2 separate regions of the Homo sapiens genome follow, and region 1 is linked to region 2. A link is an interaction called in ENCODE POLR2A ChIA-PET data of the cell type or tissue named here. Cell type or tissue: OCI-LY7. All regions are shown on one strand. Each heading gives the region's core, and the rest is flanking DNA. Links, peaks and the distances in the headings are about the cores only.

Region 1 (4,397 bases), core at 143-4,142, 820 kb before region 2:
GCATGAGCCACCACACGTGGCCTTAAAATCTATTTTTAATTATTAAATGGCATATGTATTAGAAAAACTGATGAACCTTACTGTTGGGATAGTCTTTGGATATTCTTTTGAGTTGAGCAAAATAGCAAGGATTTCTGACTTAATGGATTAACATCTTAGTTAAAATATTAGAACAAGCACTTTTAAAAACAAAAAGCAGTGTGTTGATTCAAAATCTAAATTACATTGTATGCTGCAACCTTGCCATACAAGCAGTTTAAGCACTGTGACAAAATTCTAGATAAGTAGCAAAGAGCTACTTATCTTAATATAAAAATTTCCAGATATTCATATAGGGCCCTAATAAAAGTCATCAGAAATTAGACTGATATATCAGCTGGGACCGGAATTAAAAGAATATATGTTTAAATGGTCCAAATATAAACTTGATGTTCAAAATTACTGGCAAGGGGCCAGTACAGTGGATTCTGGTCTTCGAAGGCCGTTTCACCACAAGTATTAGGTAAGTCAACACATCACTGAGGAAAAAGAAAGCATACATATGTTTCCTGGCAATAAAATCCACTCTTCACTATCCAGCACAGTATTTTTTAGAAATCCATTGAAAAATGTGAAATTAGAACCTGTTGTATTTCCCAAGAAGTGCTATTAAAGTTACTTCCAAAATATGAATCTATAAAAAACAGGGTTTTTTTGAAAAACAATACTATGCAGAAAGAAACATGAAACTGATATCACTGCTCAAGTTACTATTTACAAATTGCAAATTGAATAAAGTTAAATATTGTAAATATCTGCCATTAATCTGAACTGACAATTTTATAAGTTATATGAACCCTGAAGTTTTTTTATAGACAAAATTGTTTTTGAAAATCGATCTTGCCACCAGCGCTGCAAATGAAAATATGAAGAGATAAACCAGAGAGTACTGAATATAATCTATGCTTCATAGAGTCATGTTTCAACTAATTTATGAGTCCTAGTTTGCCATATCTTATTTGACAATTTAGTCTATTGGTAGAAAAAACAAAAGCAAACTAAAATCTCCTAAGAAATCTCAGCTCTAAGGAATTATAATTTATATTCTTCCATTCCCGATAAAATTAAGAAGCAAGAAGCTTTGACGACTACTCATCACAAACGTAAAAGTCCATGCAATTTCACATTTACCTTTATCCCTACCTTTGTACTTTAAAATAACTGCTTTTTAAAATAATAATCTGATATTAAATTCCCCCCAACAGTTCCCACATGATTCAAGAAGATTATCTTATAAAGTCTTACTGTAACGACTTCATAACTGCCACTTCCGATAGCTATTAGCCCTAAACCAAATAAGGCAGGAACAGCACTTTTCATTCATATAGTTTGACTCGAAATAGCCCAGTGTAAAACTTCAAAAATAGACTTGGATGCCTTTTTCTGCTTAAAAACAAAGCAAAACTGATACCTGGCAAACTCGGGGTTCTGTTCGATTTTGGCCTGTGAAATGCCAGGCGGGCCCGCTGGAGTCTGGCCCAGCAGCGGGGCAGCAGCGCAGGGAGGGCGGGCGGCGGGTGCGCTCCCGGGTGCGCCCCTCCCTGCCGCCTGCCCGCCGCCCCGCACCCCCGTCCTCTCCGAGGCGCGCGGCGAAAAGCGCAGGCCTGGCGGGCCGGTTCCCACGCCTCGGGCCCGTTATCTGAGCGGCAACCCCGGCAGGGTCGACGCACAGAGCAGAGGGCTCCGGGATGGACCCCTCCCCTGCCTCCCGCGGGCTGCCCCGCCAGATCCCTCTCTCCTGGGCCCGCGCGGGGCGAGAGGCTCCCGCGGGTTCAGGTTCGCTCCCGGGACAGGATAAGGTGTCAGTGAGGCTGCCAGACGCCTCCCTTCGGCGGGTGGGGGGAAACCAGCCCTGACCTCCTTCCGTTCGGCCCCTCACCGCTGGCGCGGGGCGCAACCCTTCTGCTCCCCTTCTCGGCTGAGGCAGGGGCTGTCCCCGCAGGTGGCCGAGGGGGCGCAGCAGGCGCAGAATGGAATCCCGGCTCGGGGTCACACCCTAACGTGGCAGGGTCGGGGTGGGAGGGGTGAGGCGAGGAGGAGAGGGGAGGGGAGCCCGAACTTACCGGACTGCGCACTTCCCAGAGCCGCGGCCAGGCAGAGGCAGAGGCAGAGGGAGAGGCAGAGCGAGAGGGGGCGCGGGAGGGTCCGCCGCGGGCTCATGGAAAGGCCAGGCAGCCGCCGCCGGTGTCCGAACCTCGCTCCCTCCCTCCCCGGCTCCGGGCGACGGACGGGGCGGCGGGAGGCATGACGGGAAATTCCTGGGCACGGGCAGCCGAGTCCAAATATGAGCATAGGAGACGAGCGAGGGAGGACCACGGAGCGCGCCGGCCGCGGACGGGGCCCGCTGCCCGGGGCTCGGCGGCCGCCAACTCCCTCCTCCTCTGCCCTGTCCTCTTCCTCCTCCTCCTCCTCCTCTGCACCGTCCTCCTCCTCCTCCTTCTCTGCCCTGCCCTCCTGCTCCTCTCCTCCCCCTCGTCCTCCTCTGCCCCAGGGCTGCCGGCCGCCTTCTGCCTGGGGGCATCCCTTTCCAACTCGGGACCCCAGAACACAGCCAAGCGCCCACCTGGCGTGTTCCACCTGAGACCGCTGAAGGAGTGGGAAACGGACAAACCAACACGAAGAGACCGGACAGCGAGCCAGGGACCTGTGGGAAGACGTGTCAGGGGTTGTTGAGAGCGTTGGTGGTGAGGGGATAAAAAGTTGTGGGAGAGTGAGGCAGGAGCAGGGCTGCCAGTTAGTTACTTGGCCATCCTATACATACAGAACGAGCACTCACTGTAATACGGAGAACCAGCCGCCTGCGTTCCAGGTGAGCGGGCCCTCTCTAGCAGAGGAGGGTGAGTGTGTGTGTGTTCTTGGCCAAAATTGCAAAGGTGCTCGTCCCAAACTTATATTTGAACACCATATATGGAGCCCAGGCAGGCTGGCTGAACAGTAGTTTTTCACAACAAAATGCTTAAGTTTACACCGGTCTTTCTCTCCACCTCCAATCTCTATTCATGTCCACCCCCCAACCCCCTCCACACACTTGTTTTGTATGTACCGTAGCTTGTCTAAAATGAAATGGTGTAATTCATTCAGAAGGTGCCACCTCTGATGAACAAAATGTCAGTCCTAGATGTTTAATTACAGGCCCAAGCCTGTAGTTGCCTAATTTTCCTTGGCACTGATAACTCCTTGGGTAATCAAGTCCAAATGACCCTTAGCTTTTCAAGACAACATAATTATGTCTTAATTACTATAATATATTTTTTCCCTCAAACTAATGGGACAGGACCTGGATATGTAGGGTATTAAGTAGTTACTTACGAACATTTTAAGATGCTAGATGATACAGAAATGATTTATTGATCCAAAATACTTAAGGGGTAAATGTCAAACAGATTTAGAGTGTGGATTATTTCAACGTGAACTAAAGTGATGGTAATTTGTACATCACACTATTTGTTTGAAAATGCTGTATTTGAAAATCAAGAACGTTGTTTCAAATCAAACTCAGTTCTGGCAAACTATTAAAACACATACACCAAAAAACAGTCCATTGCAAGTGGCTCCCCTCAAAACATCTGGTACTGAAAAACACCACATCCTGTGAATTACATATAGCAAATGGGCAAATGTCACCCTTAATGCATTGGCAATTATAATGGGACTAAGGGTAGATGACCCAGATAAAGTAATGGTGAATAAATTGTAATGCAATGAATAAAGGATTTAAATGACACATAACATGACTATTTAATTAGGTACCTAGAACCTAGGTAGTTGGAAATACTGAAGAAGCTCTTCAGTATTCCCTCCGTTTCCTCTTTTTTTATAGCCTTGTGTTACATAAGTGTCTGTTTTTCTACTTCCCCCACAACACTTTGCAAAGTTCTTTGCCCATAGTCCAAATGTTTGTTTAAAAACAAAAATAAAATGGGCACAGCCATTTGTAGAAAGGAATTTAGAAGCTCCCTAAGTGTAAAGCATGTTTCAAAGGATTGCAATAATTATGCCTATATTTAAAATATTTTAGTGAAGAACCTTACATACAAAAATATAGAATTATAAAAAATGCAATATCATTACAACCCAATTCATGTTAGTAAAAATAGAGAGTTCATTGTATCAACATAGCTGACATCACTGTCAGCAATGCCAACCACTATTCTAAAGGCTTGAATAAATATGCTAAGAGTGGCAGAAAAGAACTAAAGTTACTAAGTGCATGATAAGTGCCAGACACTGTGCTAGATGTTTTTTATAACTGATATCTCATTTAATTCTTACAAATATCTCTGAGATTATTTTTATCCCTATTTTACAGCTAAGGAGACTGAGGCATAGGTAAGTAATATGCTACCAGGAAGAAGTGA
Region 2 (4,393 bases), core at 1-4,000:
CATCACCCTCCTCTCTCACTCCAGAATCGCATGATCCTTTTCTTAAGGCCATTTAACTGCTTCATAATCCTATGTGATTCCCCTCACCCTGGTCATGCAAAATACACAAATTGATATATATTCTTTCTAGAGGAAGATGAAAGATCAAAGAGCCAATGACCATTTTCACACATATGAAAAGAGAAGAATTTAAGTACAGTTCAGTTTCACTGTTTTTCCCTCAGTTCAGCAAGGGTTAAGACACTGCCAAATCTATGCATCACCCAACAGAGTGATTTTTCTTAAGCTGAGACAGGCCTCAAACTCAGTCTAAAACTAGGAGAATCCTAACAGAGGAGCAAGCAGGGAAAATAATACAATTTTGCAATATACCCACTGACCTCATGGTCATTATTTTCCAAACTTGTGTAGACTACATCATGCCTGTGAGATTATCGGGATCCAGGTGGAAACGTACTATTTTCCCTTTATTCACCTACACAGTCATCTATTATTCACTAAGTCAAAGTGTATACAAATAATAGAGATCCATATATATATATATATATATGTATATATCCATATGTGCAGATCAACACATCCTTCAAGTCTCTTCCCTTAAACTTCACCATGGTAATCACACACATATACACACACCCACACTCATACTTTAGTAACTAAAAGCAATTTAATAAAAAACAGATTAAGTAGGTAATATACTTTGAATAACAAGTAATAAATGTAAGAATTTGGTCATTCTAAGAAATAATATAAAAGGGCTAATATCATGGTAAAAATCCTTTAAATAGTTAAAGGGAAGCAGGATTTTTTGTAGGATATAGTCCTAAACAGTTGCAACTGCCATCATTAAGAACAAATATGGTTTCTCAAAGCACATCCCTAGGAAAACTGTTGGGGACTAAATACTAGACTGGGCCTTGGCAATCTTTTTCGTGTGTGTATGTGTGTGTGTGTGTGTGTGTGTGTGTGTGTGTGTTTAGTAGAGACAGGGTTTTGCCATGTTGCCCAGGCTGGTCTCAAAACTCCTGGGCACAAGCAACCTACCTGCCTTGGCCTCCGAAAGTGCTGGGATTACAGGCGTGAGCCACCATGCTCGACTTCACAATCTTTTAATTAATTCTTATACTTCTGAAATTCTCATTTTAGATTTCCACACTATAATGGGTAAAGTACATATTTGTTTCCTTTGGAGAACTTTAGGTTGTCTTGGGGTAGTCTAATCAGTCCTCATTCATTCACTTATTCTTTCATTCAGCAAACATTTACAGAGTGCATACTATGTGTAGTCACTTACATGAAGAACACTGAGTATCTAAGTAAGGAAAGAGGAGCAGGATATGTGACGTATCTTCTAGTGCCAGGCCCTTTCAATATGTCTCATCCAGTCTCTATCACTATTGACTATCTCTCATCCCATCAGCTTCCACTTTACTTCCTTTCTAATCAATCTTGCTACTAAACTCGAAACTGTGTCCAGTTAATGTGCAGTATAGCTAACCGCACATTAGCTATAGTAATATTCACTAGGTCTGCCATAGTGCCTGACACATACCAAGTGATTATTAAAAGTTTGTTAATTTGGACTACAGGAAGATAAGATGATCAGACGTGTTCTCAATGCTAAATTCTGAGGCACTAGTCATTTTCTCCTTGGCATAAAACAAAAGCAATTTCTAGGACGGAGTACCCAGGATTGATCGCAAGTAATCTGAATAAGAATCCAGAGCTTGTGGATAATTCTAGATACAGGGGGAGGAAAGCTAAAAGTTGTCTGTATGGTACTTCTGATTCATTCTCTATGAGCCATAAAGGGTGTTTATAGTCAATATTCTCTCCCCAGAGGAAACAGCCCCTCCCCCATGTACGCTTATCTCATCGTCACTGACAGAACTGACTGGTAGTCTCAAGAATACAGGAAAAGAGGAAGCAATTCCTCTCTACTAAAACGTTTAGGGCCCTGTTTCTGAAAATAAGGATTTAGGAAGCTCCAAACATCATTTAGCTCGAAACAAATTCATAGCACTGAAAAATTAGTTATTATTTGTATTATAAATGAACTTTGTACTCCATTTTTCCAGCTTCTTTCTCAGACTCCATTTCTCCAGCTTTTTCCCAGAATAGAAAGTTTAATTATCTTCAATTTCTTAATTTTAAATTATTTTAACTATTTTAAATTTCATCCTCCACATTGAATCTAAACAAAATCCTTTTTTTTTTTTTTTTAATTGAGTCTTGCTCTGTCACCCAGGCTGGAGTGCAGTGGTGCTATCTTGGCTCACTGCAGCCTCCGCCTCCTGGGTTCACACCATTCTCCTGCCTCAGCCTCCCGAGTAGCTGGGACTACAGGCGCCCGCCACCACGCCTGGCTAATTTTTTTTGTATTTTTAGTAGAGACGGGGTTTCACCGTGTTAGCCAGGATGGTCTCGATCTCCTGACCTCGTGATCCGCCTGCCTCGGCCTCCCAAAGTGCTGGGATTACAGGCGTGAGCCACCGCGCCCGGCCCCTTTTTGGTTCTTGAAGTGCCTCTGGGAATAATCTTTTTATTTTATTCCCACTTCCACTACCAGGTTCTGATTACCTTATACCAAAATATGGTCTTTTCAACCTGGGCTCCTTGTTGAGAATCTCATTTTACTCCAATCTACTTTGTAGGATGCTGTTTTAGTAGGGGCACTTACCCTTACCAGAGCCTATCAGAAACACCTGTGAGTTCCCCTCCCAATACACATCTGCCTCCCTACCAACCAAAATGCCACATCAAATGCTACCTCAACTCATTACACTGAACTTCTGTCAGTGAAATCACTCTACCATTAGGGAGCTGGGCTGGGGAAAGCATCAAAAGGCACAACACTAATCTTTCCCAGTCCATTTTCAACCAATCTGTTTTCCTCCACTCACTAACACTTAACCTGTGCCACCACTGGGTAGATATGTTCACTGCCTGACACAGCTATGCCTTAAATGACCACGAAAATCATTAAAACAATTTCTTCAGACAAAGGGATCAAAATCACCAAGTCACACACTTTAGTGTCAACATGCATCTTAGAACAAAATACATACAGTGATAAAAGGTCTTCAAAGTTTTCTCTGTACTAACCTTATGTCTTCCACGAAAGACATTTGCAGTAGCTCCTTGGCCTAAAATATCAGATAAAAGCCACAGATGATTAGAAGTGCTCTGCATCTTGGCTGGATCAGGCAATCCTCTTGTTATACTAAGAGAAAAAAAAAATTTGCAACTATGTTTTAAGGGAGTAACACAGCTAAGAAACAAATGTTAGCTGTTTTTAGTCTCAAGTAAGATCACCCATTATCTGTTACTGACATGAAGTGTATAAACAGTTCAATATAAATATCTTAAGTTTCAAAGTATTTTCAAGTCATAAGTTGCTAACTGATATGGTATGAACAAGTCAAAATATGAACCATTATGATTCAAGTTAGATTTTCCTCTGGAGAGACGGATCTGAATGTTCAGTTCTAGCCAATGTAGATTTTTACTTTCAACTTTTTAATCAATATCACTTTCTGTGCTTAACTCTTTGGTGTTACCTTGTCTGTTTTCATTCGTCTAAAATTCTGCAGGGATGACTAAAATTTGACATAATGGTATAAATGGATTATTAAGAGTAACTTTAAGTTGAAGATTAAAGCAAGATGCCATTTTCCCCATGACCTTCATTTTGTTTACATTTTTTCCCTGTAAGTTAGTATACACTATACATACTATAATAAAATACAATAATATGACAAAAAAAATCTAAGTTTCAGCTGGGAGCAGTGGCTCATGCCTGTAATCTCAGCACTTTTGGAGGCCGAGGCAGGCAGATCACCTGAAGCCAGGAGTTTGAGACCACCTTGGCTAACACGGCAAAACCCCGTCTCCACAAAAAATACAAAAATTAGCCAGGTATGGTGGCAGGTGCCTGTATCCCAGCTACTCGGGAGGCTGCAACAGGAGAATAACTTCAACCCGGAAGCAGAGGCTGCAGTGAGCTGAAATCGTGCCACCCTATTCCAGCCTGGGTGACAGAGCAAGACTCCATCGCAAAAAAAAAAAAAAGAAAAAAAAAAAATTGGCCGGGCGCGGTGGCTCACGCCTGTAATCCCAGCACTTTGGGAGGCCGAGGCGGGCGGATCACGAGGTCAGGAGATTGAGACCATCCTGGATAACATGGTGAAACCCCGTCTCTACTAAAAATACAAAAAAATTAGCCGGGCATGGTGGCGGGCGCCTGTAGACCCAGCTACTCGGGAGGCTGACGCAGGAGAATGGCGGGAACCCGGGAGGCGGAGCTTGCAGTGAGCCGAGATCGCGCCACTGCACTCCAGGCTGGGTGACACAGCGAGACTCCGTCTCAAAAAAAAAAAAAAAAAAAAAAGAT

Evidence for each region. Peaks named below come from ENCODE experiments on the same cell type or tissue, not always from the same donor. Only the 100,000 strongest peaks of a DNase experiment are listed, where the experiment ranks them.
Region 1: POLR2A ChIA-PET joins it to region 2 with 11 read pairs; 2 of 35 experiments call an interaction of 5 or more read pairs at or near these places.

Annotation. Positions count from the first base shown.
Region 1 is chr12:65,276,571-65,280,967 of GRCh38, reverse strand. It overlaps MSRB3 (methionine sulfoxide reductase B3), which reads right to left and starts at 2,285. Exons shown (of 7, transcript NM_001031679.3): 1 at 2,103-2,285. RefSeq lists silencers at 1,536-1,845, 1,946-2,075. In OCI-LY7, for the core only: no CTCF peak of the experiment used is centred there; no DNase peak of the experiment used is centred there.
Region 2 is chr12:64,454,670-64,459,062 of GRCh38, reverse strand. TBK1 (TANK binding kinase 1) reads right to left here. Exons shown (of 21, transcript NM_013254.4): 2 at 3,106-3,223. The coding sequence starts at 3,192. Among named protein-coding and RNA genes, the nearest start is that of TBK1, 4.7 kb to the right of the region's middle. In OCI-LY7, for the core only: no CTCF peak of the experiment used is centred there; no DNase peak of the experiment used is centred there; H3K27ac peaks cover 62 bases.